Linked DNA regions of Homo sapiens: region 2 is linked to region 1. A link is an interaction called in ENCODE POLR2A ChIA-PET data of the cell type or tissue named here. Cell type or tissue: HepG2. All regions are shown on one strand. Links, peaks and the distances in the headings refer to the core of each region. The heading gives the core; the rest is flanking DNA. Region 1 holds the start of MOSMO (modulator of smoothened). Region 2 overlaps MOSMO (modulator of smoothened).

The links. Peaks named below come from ENCODE experiments on the same cell type or tissue, not always from the same donor. Only the 100,000 strongest peaks of a DNase experiment are listed, where the experiment ranks them.
Region 2: POLR2A ChIA-PET joins it to region 1 with 23 read pairs; 23 of 35 experiments call an interaction of 5 or more read pairs at or near these places.

What each region holds. Positions count from the first base shown.
Region 1 is chr16:22,004,609-22,011,206 of GRCh38, reverse strand. MOSMO (modulator of smoothened) reads right to left here and starts at 3,096. Exons shown (of 3, transcript NM_001164579.2): 1 at 2,800-3,096. The coding sequence starts at 2,905. RefSeq lists a silencer at 3,065-3,304. In HepG2, for the core only: no CTCF peak of the experiment used is centred there; a DNase peak (open chromatin) is centred at 3,566; H3K4me3 peaks cover 2,285 bases.
Region 2 is chr16:22,072,940-22,079,537 of GRCh38, reverse strand. MOSMO (modulator of smoothened) reads right to left here. Exons shown (of 3, transcript NM_001164579.2): 2 at 3,839-4,051. Among named protein-coding and RNA genes, the nearest start is that of VWA3A, 16 kb to the left of the region's middle. In HepG2, for the core only: a CTCF peak has its summit at 1,638 (motif pointing right); a DNase peak (open chromatin) is centred at 1,657.

The sequences.
Region 1 (6,598 bases), core at 2,388-4,887:
TCAAGAGGGCAGATAGGTTATCACACTGTATGTTCATGACCATCAACTTCCACGACGCATCAGTGCTGCTAGACAAACCTACTTATCACCGTTGGCAAGCTTTCTCTGCAATTATTTCGAACAGTTTCTATTTCCTCAGACCTTGGACATCCATTGCTCCTATCTCCATGGCAACTCACAGCCAATTTTGCCTCCAAATTTTAAAGAGTTATACTCATTCTATCCTTGCTTTCTTCTGAATACAAGAGGAGCTTGCCCTTTTTTTTTTTTTTTCTGTTTTCTTTTTAAGACGGAGTACCATTCTGTCGCCCAGGCCAGAGTGCAGTAGCGTGATCTTGGCTCACTGCAACCTCCGCCTCCCAAGTTCAAGCAATTCTCTTGCCTCAGCCTCCCGAGTAGCTGGGATGACAGGCATGCACCACCGCGCCCGGCTAACTTCTTTGTATTTTTAGTAGAGACAGGGTTTCATCATGTTGGCCAGGATGGTCTCAAACTCCTGTCCTCAGGTGATCCGTCCGCCTTGGCCTCCCAAAGTGCTGGGATTACAGGCATGAGCCACCACGCCCGGCTATGCCCTTTTCCATCTTAGGAACGTTATGCTATCACTTATCTTTCTTCTCTTTTATATGTAACAATTCTTCTCTTTCAACTATATCTTTTGCATGGTCATTTAGTCTATTTTATCTATTGGGATTCTATCTAAAACTTCTTTGTAAAAAGATTCCTTCTGCTACAGCACCGAAACCCCTTTTCCCCTAAGTACGTGAAGCCTGAAAGTCTCATAAAAGGAGTCAATACACATGTAAGTAGGATAAAAACATCAACAGGTCACGAACTGGATGTCATACATGTAACCGTGTTAAGTTGTCGGGCAGCAACAATATTTTCATAAACAAAGCCCATAGTACCACCAAATTCGAAACCATCCTGATTCTTCATATCTTTTACAATTAAGAGTTCTGCTAAAACTCTATGGGCAAGAAAAGTAGCAGAATTTTTAGAGTGTTATTTTAATAACCAGTGAATATGACAGCATGATTTTGTGTTACTAGGTCTAGATTGGGGGAGAGAAGGGAGGGAGGAGGAAGCAACAAATGTCCCAGCTACCACTTTTTTTCTAAGAGCTAAAAATATTGCAGGATAAATACAGAACCATAAGTAATACTTAAAAATTAAGTTTTGACAGCACAGTGATGCTTTTCTTTTTCTTTTTTTTGAGACAGAGTCTCGCTCTGTCGCCCAGGCTGGAGTGCAGTAGCGCAATCTCAGCTCACTGCAACCTCTGCCTCCCGGGTTCAAGCGATTCTCCTGCCTCACCTCCTGAGTAGCTGGGATTACAGGTGCACGCCACCATGCCCGGCTAATTCTCTTTTTTTTTTTTTTTTTTTTTTTTTTTTTTTTTGTATTTTTAGTAGAGACGGGGTTTCGCCATGTTGGTCAGGCTAGTTTCGAAATCCTGACCTCCTGATCCGCCCGCCTCGGCCTCCCAAAGTGCTGGGATTACAGGCGTGAGCCACCGCGCCCGGCCGCATTTTTATAAGAAATTATCCATGGAGGGAGCTTGACATTCCCAACCCTCCAAAAGTTCCTTCACCTGCACTGAACAAGCAGTTAAAAAACAAGACCATTCCTTAAATCGGAGCAGCTCTCCTGACAGCTGTTTACATTAATTAAGGTTTGGTCTCACAGGTCTGGGAGAGAGGGAGAAAGAGAGGCGGGGGAAGAGGGGAGGGAGAAGAGGTAACAGGGAAAGAAGTGGCCCAAGCTGAGAAAAATCTTGGAAGCGCATTCACCTGGGGTACCCTTCAGAAAGATGCCCGCCTCTTTCCCGAGGGCACCACCTTGCCTCTCCCGCCCACAGCTCCGTGGTGGTACAGCAAGCACTGCTCCCGCTGCCGGGCTGCCTGCAACTGTAATGTGTTATTTAATTTTGTAACTACTATTAAGAGCTCTCCAGCGTTTTTGTGATGCGCTGGAATGAAAGACGCTCCATAAAATGAGGTTTATTATTAGTAGTATTATAGCTCCCGGGCCTAAAATAAAGCAGAATTATAACCACATACACACTTCAAAGGGAAAATCCGAAGCCACAAGCTTCTCAAACATTGCCAAGCGGGCAGGGGATGGGCGGGGGCGGCGGTGCAGAGGGGCTCCAATCCGGCGCCCCCCACTCCCACCAACCCCACCAGCTCTCCCAGCACCCACCATTCACCCTGCCTGGTGGGGTCAGCGCCCGCAGCCCGGGCTCGCCCCCGGCCGCAGCTTCCTCTGGTGGTGGAGGGTCTGGGGTCGGACCTGATCCCTCTCGGCCTCCCCTCGCCCACCAGCTCTCTAGTGGCTCCCGCACTGCCCCGCAGGCTGCCTCACTCTCAGCCCTAGCCTCTCCGCCTGGTTTCTAATTCCCTTGCAGGAGCCTCAGTTTCCTCCCGTCTCCCACCTTGACTTTTTTTTTTTTTTTTTTAATCCAGAACGAAGCTCATTCCTCTGCGATCCCTCACATCGGAGGGCTGCTCCCCTCCTCCCCGGTCCGGGACTTGCCAGCCCAGCCCAGGTCTCCTCGGCCACTTTTCACCCGGCCTGGGGCGCCTCTCCCCTCAGCCCGGGGGTCCCGCTGGCGCCCGGCGGCTTCCTCTCCTCCATCCCTTTCCTCCGCGGCCCGGGTCTCCCCTCCGCCCCCGGTCTCCTCAGGCTAGCCTCCGGCCGGGACCCTCCACCCCGTCCTCTCCTCAGTCCGGGTCTCCCCTCTCTCGCGTCGCCCTCAGCCAATCCCCCGCCCGGCCCGGCGCGCCAGCGGCTCACCCGCAGACTCCCCGGTGTTGATCCAGTCCGGGTTGGCGATGCTGGCGATGGCGAAGATATCGGCGGCCAGAAAGAGACATCCTGAGATGATGGTCAGTTTATCCATCTCCCCGCCCCGCTCCCCCCACCCCCCGAGCCCCGGACAGGCAGCGGCCTCACGCCTCCCGCCCCATGGGCCGCCGCCGGGGCCCGGAGTCCCCGCGCCGCTGCCTCGCGCCCCCTCGGCCCCCGCGCGCCGCTCGCGCCCTCCGCGCGCCCGGGACCAGCAGCCGCGGCGCGGCCCGCACAGACGGAACCGCCGCCCGCCCCGGAACTGCTCGGCCCGCCCGCCCCTCACCCGGAAGCGAAGCCGCGGCGTTGGCGAGGCCGGTCCCGGCTCCCCAGCCGCCGCGCCCCAGCTCCGTCCTCCCGGCTCGGCCGGCCGCCCTGGGCCCCTCCCCGCACCGCCCGCCTCTACGTTCTGGACCCGGACCCGACCGGCCCGGCTCCGGTCCCTGCCCGGGTCCCGGTCTCTTCTGGCAGGCCACGCCACCTCTTGGCTTTCTGCCCACTAATAAGATTGTTGATGTTGATGACTGGGCACAGGCTGCGGCCCCTCCTGAGCCCCTCAGAAGCAAAACTGGAATGAGAGTGGGGAGCTGCCCGTCTTCCAGCAGGAGGCGGGCCCCGACTCCCGCCGAGCGACTCCGGGCCCCGCGCGGTCCCTGTCACCTTGTATTCTCATTGCCCGTTCCGCGGCCGTCAGCTCCCAGGATTGCCCCATTTAGCAAATAGCTTTCGACAACCCCTCTTCGTCAGACGTTGTAGGTGCAGAGGTGCTGGAGTGGACAGAGGCAAGGCGCCCGCTCTTGGGGAGCTCACGTTCTGGTGGGAAGAGACAGAAACACATTAAGAACCTATCTGTAAAATAAAGATAATTTCAGGTGCAGATCCCTGAATTCAATGGAGGTCAGTGTGATGGGAGTCGGAGCGATACCTGCGATAGGGAAGGATGCATTTCCGCTGAGACCATCACGATCGTAAAGATCTGCACTTTGAAGACCTGGCGCAAGACCAGACAGAGGGAACAGCCAATGCAAAGATCATTAGGGGAGGGGGGCAGAAAGAGATCAGCGTGTCCAAGGAATTGCAAAATGGCCTGTGTGGCAGGAGAGTAGTATGACAAGAGGTAGGCAGAGGCTAGGTGTAGGGCTTTGGGGGCCTTGGATTTTGTTCTGAGTGCAATGAGAAGGCAATGGAGGGTGTTTGCAGAATCCCATGATCTTACTTAATCTGTGAAGATCCATAGTGTAGCTTGTATGGGGGAAAGGCAAAGATGACAACAGGGACGCCAGTTAAGAGGCCAAGTAGTCCACGAGAGAGAAGTGTAGCTTTGGCTAGGGTGAGAGTAGTGAAGATGGAGAGGAATGGACAGATTTGGATGTTTTGTAGATAGAGGGAAGGACCTGCTGATAATGGGGAAGGAGTTGAAAGAGAACTCAAGAATAAGTTTTTGACCTGAGCAACCAGGTGTTATGATCCCGTTTACTGAGTTGTGTGTGCAGCGTCTTAAGTTGGATGAATAAACAGGAAAATAAGGCATTTGCATAATTTGTCAGCATATGCTATGGTGGAGGTTTTCTTTTCTTCCACAGCTCATGGGCCGAATCACCACTAACCCTGACGTTTGATCCAGCTCTCCCTAATGGTACTCCGTGCAGCAGATGGAGATGAAACACTCATTTTCTCCTTAAATGCCACATAGGTCGTCTCTAGAAGGACCTAGAAGAGTGACATCTGTCTCTATTTTTGGAATGCTTACATGTCCACAAAATTCAGGAGGTTTCAAATTCCACCAAATCCAACAGCCTTGCAGAAATGTGCAACAGAGTATCAGTGTCACTACATAGCTGGGAGAAGGAAGGGTTTGATTGCTGGTCTATATTGACTTTTCTGTCCAAACATTGGTCTCTTGGGGGAAAGGTTTTTTTTTTTTGTTATTATACAATTTATTTTTCCTCTGCCACAGAAATTGACACAAGATAATTCATATACTCCAAGGATCCAGATATAATGCATATCACATTACTGCAATAGTCTTCAGTTTCTTTTTTCTTTTCTTCTTTTTTTAAATAAGTACTGGAGAAATTTAATTGAGTCATATTTGGCTTCTTGTTGGGGTTTTCTATTGCCCAGTGATAGAAGAAACTGTAACTATACAGGACTAAATTCCCAGATAATATCCACTGATGTTCTCTACTGGCCAGCTTAGAAGAATCCTAGGGCTGAATGTTTGAACAGTTTGCACATATTCTAACTCCAGCTGAATAGAATGATGATGATTGGGTTCTTGTGTTTACAATAAATACAAGTAGCCAAGCGTGGTGGTTTGCACCTATAATCCCAGCTACTCCAGAAGCTGAGGTGGGAGGATCACTTGAGTCCAGCAGTTCAAGACCAGCCTGGACAACACAGTGAGACCCCTGTCTCTAATAAATAAAATAAATAAATAATACAGTTCTTCCTTTTACCCTTTACAAATGGTTCTGGGTCTAAGATTAAAGCACAAGAACAACCAGTATTGAGTTAAAAGAATTTAAAACATTTTTATCATACTAATGGCTGCACATCAGTACAGAGAATAGTCACCTATCCCAAACCTTCCTACCATCCAGAATGGGAGGTGGGGTTGGCAGGGGCCAAACTGTTTACAGATTTCCCATTAATCCCTCTTTTTATCCCTATAGCTCTTTTCTTTTCTTTCTTTCCTTTTTTTTTTTTTTTTGTCAGAGATAGGGTCTCACTATGTTGTCCACGCTGGATTTCAACTTCTGGCCTTAAGTGATCCTCCCACCTCAGCCTCCCAAGTAGCTGGGACTACAGGCCCACACCACTGTGCCTGGCTGGTGTTTCAGAGTCCCCAGTCTCTGAGGTCTGCAGGACAGATCAGTCCCCTTCTCTCTGTATCTCAGTCTAGATTTTAGCAGAGGCAAACCCTAAGGGTTTGGGAGAGGTGATGGAGTGAAGCAGAGAGAATACAGAACTATGTTCTAGTTCCTGCCCTGCTCCTGACTTGACCTTGGGAAAGCCATGTCACCTCTCTGGGCCTTTTACCCCCATCTGGCCTAACAAGACTCCTGGCCTCGGTGACAGAAGCGTCCCATCCTCTCACCCACCCCTAAGCAGAGCAGCTGGGACTTTTCAGAAATGAGCCACAAGACTCCTTATGGCAGAAAGCCTTGGGGACCCAGAAGAACATAGAAGGCTTCCAGGAGGGAGATATGCTGTGCAGCCTGAAGTCATAAACAGCCATTCTGCAGCTGTTAAAGGGCCATGAACATGGCATGCTCTATTGTGATGGATGGCAGGCCTTGGCCAGAAGAGGCTGAATCCAGATGGGACCACGGGCAAAGCTGTGGAAGGGACTGTGTGATCACTCTTCTCTTTAAGGAGTATCTTCAGCCTGACAATAAACACACTGTCTCCCTAGGGGTTAGGTTTCGTGGGCCAAGAGCATGGTGGACGCACCACACATGTACCTGGGGTTTCTGGGGTTAGAGAAGACACAAGAAACTAAATCCAGAGTTAGCAGCTTGCGCCCGGGCTCAAATCTCAGTTTGTTTCATGGATTGGTTCCCTTTGAGCTGACTCAGAAATGCGATTATTGATTAGTGCAGAAAGTTTATTAGAGAGCCTTTGAGAATCAAGTCCTATGGGGAAAGGGAAGCAGGGGTGGGAAGAGGGAGAAGTCAGTCTGTGCTGCAGTCATGGGAGGCTTTGGCAGACCCCCAGGGGAGTTCTGAAACTAGGATAGCTGCTG
Region 2 (6,598 bases), core at 677-3,176, 70 kb before region 1:
TCCGGGTAAAAGTGATTCCACAGTCCAGTGTTTCAGCAAATGGCCTGCTCCCTTGTGCTACCAAAGAAATGGTCTTCTTAGTGAACACAAACTATTTACAGATAGGCTAGCTTTTCCAAGAAAATATTTTTGCTTTTTGAAAGCATATTGCTCAAGTGTTCATTGTCCTTCAACTTTCTCTGGAGGCAGAAATACTTCTTCAGTGTAATGTGAGGACAGATTACTAGGCACTGTACATGAAGAGTTGGACCTTCCATTATTAACTGAATGCGTTTTCACCTCCAGGTGAAAACTATCCCCCAGCAATACTAACAGAGTCCTGGATAAACATTTCAGCTGACACTCGTCTCTACATTTTTTTGTGTGTTAACCAATCAACAAAACTTTCAGAGTTTTAAAAAAGTCAATTAGGAACCCCTTCCAGAAGGAATAACTCCAGCAATACAATGAGAAAAAACATTTGCTTAAGTAATACATCAGCTTAAGAAACAACAGCACTCTTACTTGTACGATTTAGGTAGATTATTTTATATTATACAAACTTACAGCTTATTTCATTTTGGGCAAATGACCACACCAAATAATATTACATAAGCAAACTTGGATTTTTTTAGATAGCTACTATAGAACAAATGAAAAATTCAGGCATTATGTTTTATAGCTTTTAGCTTTTTTGTTGCATAGTCAGCAACAAATAACTATTAGTGCTGCCAATGCCCACTTATCAGTGTTGTCTGTCACCAATTTCTAATGGTTCCACAGCTTAATATGGTCTGGTGAGTAAAATGAAACCACAATTTAGGTAACTATACACAATCTAATTTAAAAAACAATGGGGCAAAATTATTGTTGTAAAACAATTTTTTTCTTAATGTTGACTAATCTCAAGAAACAAGTAATTTAGAAAAGTACTTTAGGAATATGCAGATGTTAAATTTGTTCATTATGTTGACATGCCAACTTTGTTCCTATCATTTCCTATTTTCTACTCTAAAAAAGATCTATCCTTTATAATGGAGTAATCATTCTGCAACCAAAGAGTTTAACATTTTCAAGAGTTAAATATTTTCCAAATTTGTTAGAAAAGGCTTAAATTTTAAGGGAACAATGAAGTCCTGTTTAACCTTAGTTTTAAATCCAAGGAAGCAGGTTCTCTATACTTCCTGGGAGCAGATTTAATGCAGGTGGATGAGTTTTTCTTTTAAGCTATTGTGAACTATTAAGTTACTTTAGATCTTAAAATATTATTAATGCTGATAATATCAAACTTTGAAGGCTGAGCTTTGGATCCTAAATAAGTTTGTAAAGACACAATTTCATATCCTCCATGGCACAGATTTCTTGGTGGCGAGAGTCAGAAATCAGGTGCACTGGTAGGTGAGGGTGGAAATCAGGGTGGCAAAGGAAAGAACAAGGGCCAAACTTGAAGAACAGGACGACTCATCTTGGTTTCTCTTGCCCCCATAGGGAACCCCCATCATGTGGGGGCTCTTCTCTGAGACATATTTCCCCACTGTGCACGGCCATCAGAAGATATCACCCTTACATTATTATGAAAACTATAGCTTAACGGGAATAGAAATACACATAATAAAGTACATTTTTCAGGGGTGGAGTGGAAACACTAGGGGGCGCCCAATCCCTCTCAGAACTGTCACCCCAGCCACTCGTTCTGGTACCAAAAACAATGTATTTAAGGAAGCTAAAAGCAAGGCAGCCCTTATCCTCACCCTCAAGGTCCTCATGCACCAGGGAGGTTCTCAGAAGCCTTGAGCCATTAGACTCATTAACCTGTTTGACTAGGGAGCCCCAGGAGGTCCTCGGTGGGGCTGTCACGGGATATGGGGGAGCTCTATGCTTGCTTAAATGAAATTAGCTCAAAGATATATTACGTTTAAAAACCAAGATACAGAACAGTAGAAAAAATTTTACATAAATATGTATGTATGGAACACACACATAATAGATATGTTTCTGTGCACTGAATACCTCTAGTAGGAAACCCCAGAAACTGGTAAAAATGGTTGCCTCCAGGAAAGGGGTTAATGGGATGGCTGGGTGACAGGGCCAAATATGATTTCACATGGTTACCCTTTCAGAGATTTTGAATTATGCATCATATGCACATATTATTTCAAAAAGTTAAATTATTTAAAAAATAAAGAAAAAAATACATTGCATTTGGGGGCAACTACACATACTTAAATATTCTCTGCTTAAGGGGAATGGAAAACAGATAATCCTAGTTCTTTCCCTTTATTGGGTCATAAGAATCTATAGCTCATGAGAGCATATAACGTTTCGACTCACACTACCTTGCTAAATCATATTTTAGGTTTTTGGTATTCAAGGCATATGCATTCCCAAATTTCAACTAAATCCAGAAACTAAATCCTTCTTTGATATTATTTCACTCCTTGAAGAGTGATTTCTATCTGGATTAGTGAATCTGTGAGTAAAAGATAAAGAAGCAGATTCTCTTTAAATTTCTCATCAATATCCTTAACTTTAGCCGCACTGTTTCTACGATTGCTTCTGGACCCTCTCTCCAGAAAAGAATTGTCTCAGGAGGTCTGTTGGACAGGGGAAAGGTCACCAACTTGTTTCACTCTGCTTAACAAGGATGGAGAACCTTTTTTATATAAAAGGCAACTTGATCTAAATTTAAAAATTAAGGGCAATATAGATAAACAGAGTCAGAAACATACACATTAAAGAGTATCAATTTCAGAGAATACAGGAAGAAACAGAGGCTCATGAAGGAATATCACTCTCCTGCAGCCCTTTAGGATAAACTGAGTTTTAACATTAATAGGGATACAAGGGATTATCCCTTATCCCAATTATATGCGTTCTAAATGAAAATATCAAGAGAAAGTCAGCTGTTATATTTATTTTTAAAAATGTATGCAAACCTGAGATTATTTTAAGGCACTGAATTAAAAGTCTCATTTGCATAGGTATTGTTCTCCTGTTTCTTTAGAGCAGGATTTCTAAACAGTGGCTCTACTGCTACTTGGAACCAGATAATTCTTTGTTGTGGGGGGCTGTCCTATGTATTTGTAGGACGTTTAGCAGCCTCCCTGCCTCTACCCACCAGCATCCCCCTAGTTGTGACTACCAAAAATGTTTTCAGATATTGTTAAATAACCCCTGGGGTGCAAAATTGCTTTGGAGAAAAAGAAGCACGAAAGCAGAATTGCAGAAATGTCTTTTCTTTGTGCATTTTTGTTTCTTCTGTTTAACTTGAGATAAATCTCTGATGTGTTGTGAAATTAAACCAATTTTGCAAAGTACAAGAGAATGTGTAATATATAAGCTTATACCCTTGGGCAGAGCTTAATGGAGTAAGAAATATTGATAAACAATTATTAAATAACAAAATGTGTTGATTTTTCAATGGTTACAACATACAGCAGAAACTCAAAATCAATATTAAAAAATATTTCCACCTTCATCTAATTTATATTTTTATGTATTTGTTCTATACTTATCTTTATTTTGATAGATGATACCAATAGCTTCAAGAAGAGGAAAAGACTCAGGCTACTGGTAACTCTGAGTCACAAACCTGGAACACTTATGTCACAATCTGAGCAAAAATAAAATTCATTAAAATAGCATTTCATACAAAGTGATTAAAGTTGTGGATGTCCTGGTCTTGCAGAAAGAGTTTTGAAGAAATGATGGGACTGTGTAGAGTCTATCTCACGGCCATACACAAGTGGTGCTCTTTGATGATTATGAAGTCCTTATTACTGATTCTTGATTATCTTCATAAAAATACCAGTGTGGGTGGGTGCCTTCTAGACAAATTTAGTAAGCACAGGTTACTTACTTCCAGTGAATGCTATCCATCGAGCATATTTTGTAGCTTCTCTTCGCCAGTGGGAAGCCACCAGCAAACCACATGTGACAGTCAATGAAATGATTCCCATGATGATAAAAAACAGTGTGGTGACCCACTCCGGGGGAAGCCGGGGAGGGATGCACGTCCGGTCTCGTCCATGGATTGTTTGACACTGTCGCACGAGGCCCACAGTGAGTGCTCCTGGGGAGATGCAAATGGTGGGAATACTTTAGTGGGTTTGGCCTGTCCAGGGAATATTCCTCACCACCACCCCTTTAGTTCTTAAATCTCATTTATCTCTTCGTGGGTCATTCAAGCACATCCTAAGTCCTACTCTTCAGCATCTGCTGTAGTTCATAACGTAGTAATACTTAGTTTAACATACAAAGTGAACCTAAAAAAATAACAAATGACCTCAGAAAAGTCATAACAGGCAGTTCACTCAGGCATTCATTAAATAAATACTTTTCTGAGTAATTGTGTCAGGTATTTTTCTAGGCTCCAGGGAAATAACAGCAGACAGGATGAGGTTCCTGCCCTCACTGAGCCTGCATGCTGGCAGAAAGAACTGGTATTTTTTGATTCCTAGATCCAAGACTCATTGTATATGACTTCATTTTGGCTGAAAAGAAAATCACTTTTCAGGAAATTGAAGACAAACCTGAAATATGCCTAATTGTAATATAGAAATAAAATTAAATAATAGATTAAATGCCAGAAGCAATATGTTTATGAAAGGTATAAGGTCTAAGAATATTACAGTATAAGTAGTTTTCCATTAAACTCAAGAAAATGTTGGAAAAACTAGGAGGGCCCTCTGTCCCAAACTTGGTATATTCACCAATTTTTGTAGAGTTTACAAGTGTTCACACTGCCAAACCATGGCTGGCATGCTTCACAGAAAATCACAAAGGCAAATTATGAAGGTAATTCTTAAAGTGTCTCTCCCCATTCAAATAAAAGTGATTTTGGTAAAACATCAAGCATTATTTTTCCATAAGGATGTTCTCATGTCAAACCCAAGGGCCCTCCCTCAATCAAATTTGGGGTAATTTATAAAAACTTAGATTAGAAAGGTGACAGAGCAATTATTTGATCTTCTTCCCCAATAAGAAGAATGTTTTCAATGGTACTTCTCAATAAAAACTACTTGTTTCCCCTTCCAAGAGCAATGGCAAATGGGAAAAGTTACCAAAAATATAGGAATGGAAATTTCTGGAGCTATTAGAAACATAACAGATTTTTGCATTTTGGGGGGATTTTTTTGGTCTACATTCTTTTATTTATAGAGATGGGGTCTATGTTTCCCAGGCTGGTCTAGAACTCCTGGTCTCAAGCGATCCTCCCGCCTTGGCCTTCCAGTGTGCTGAGATTACAGGTGTGAGCCACTGTGCCTGGCCAGCATTATTTTCTCAATATGAACACAAAAATAAAAAAGACATTGACCTCGAAATCATAGCACTTGCCACGAACAAATGTCTTCTGTGAAGGGAACTGGTGAAATTCCTAGTGGCATTTTGGGAAGCTGCCCTGGTGGGAAGACAGAGCAGGGCTGGACTTGTGTGTGCACGTGCACGTGTGGCTAGGTGGGGCTGCTGGAAGGAGGGTGCTTTTCTGCAACTTGAGTTTGGCCATTGATGTATTTTTAGAAATAAAGCAACTTGTTGAAATAAAATGAAACAAGAAATCAGTTCTCTCAAAGTTGAGTTTGAGTCCTCCCCCAAATGCTAACTGTTAAGCAGAGAAGAAAATAAACAAGCTGTACTTTTTCTCCCAAGTCATCTAATAACTATACCCATCTGGTGATCCCTGCCCAGGTGCAAGCAACATTATACTTATGGGGTTATCACAGGCAGGAGGAAGGCAGACCGGACAGAAAGTACACAAATCTTCACAAAAATGCCACACACTATGCCACACACCACCTTCTACTTGGAGCTGATTGACTTCATAGGCCAAAGAGAAGTAAATCAGTAAAAAAAAAAAATTGTCACACTATTTATTGCTAACCTTTTAAGTTTCACGGTAATTGCTTGAAACCAGAAGAGAGGATTTGGTAGAGGTGAGTAGGCACCAGGGAATTGCATGACTGTTCTTAAACAAAAACACTAAAAAGTCTCCTTGAAAACAAAAAAAAAAAAACTTGAGGGAGTGTCTTATGATAAGGCATTTTCTTGTAATTTTGGAAATAAAGAAGGCATTCACAGCAGTGCTCGAGAACTCTTAACAGGAAACTCCTCCTGATCATTCAGCAAAAGACCGTTAACAAATTATCCTTTTCTAGTCACTGTTCCATTTATAAAAGATGTAACTGCTGGCAATGAAAGACCCTCTGACAAAATGCAATATTATGAATTATTATATTAGCAACTTTCTTCTCAATTTAACATACAAAGTCTGTACAGTTACAAAGGTAACTACATACCTAGTGAACTTAGATTTACATTTGATTTTTTTTGCTGGTAAACATTAAAAATTGTAGGTTCAGTACATCATAACTGAACTTTCCTTCTAAATATTTGAGTATCCTTATGTTGACTTTCTTACTCTCTCAGCGTTAGAAATGAAATTTAACTTAACCTCCTGTGCCTGTAGATTCTGAGTGGAATTGCTTTCCTCCTCCTCTGTCTAGCACACCACACCAAGTGACTACAAACAGAACAAGCACGAAAATTTCAACACCTTCTATAAAACTGCAAATAATCTGACCACGGTTTAGCTTTAAAAGAATAGCTATAGTCCTGTATT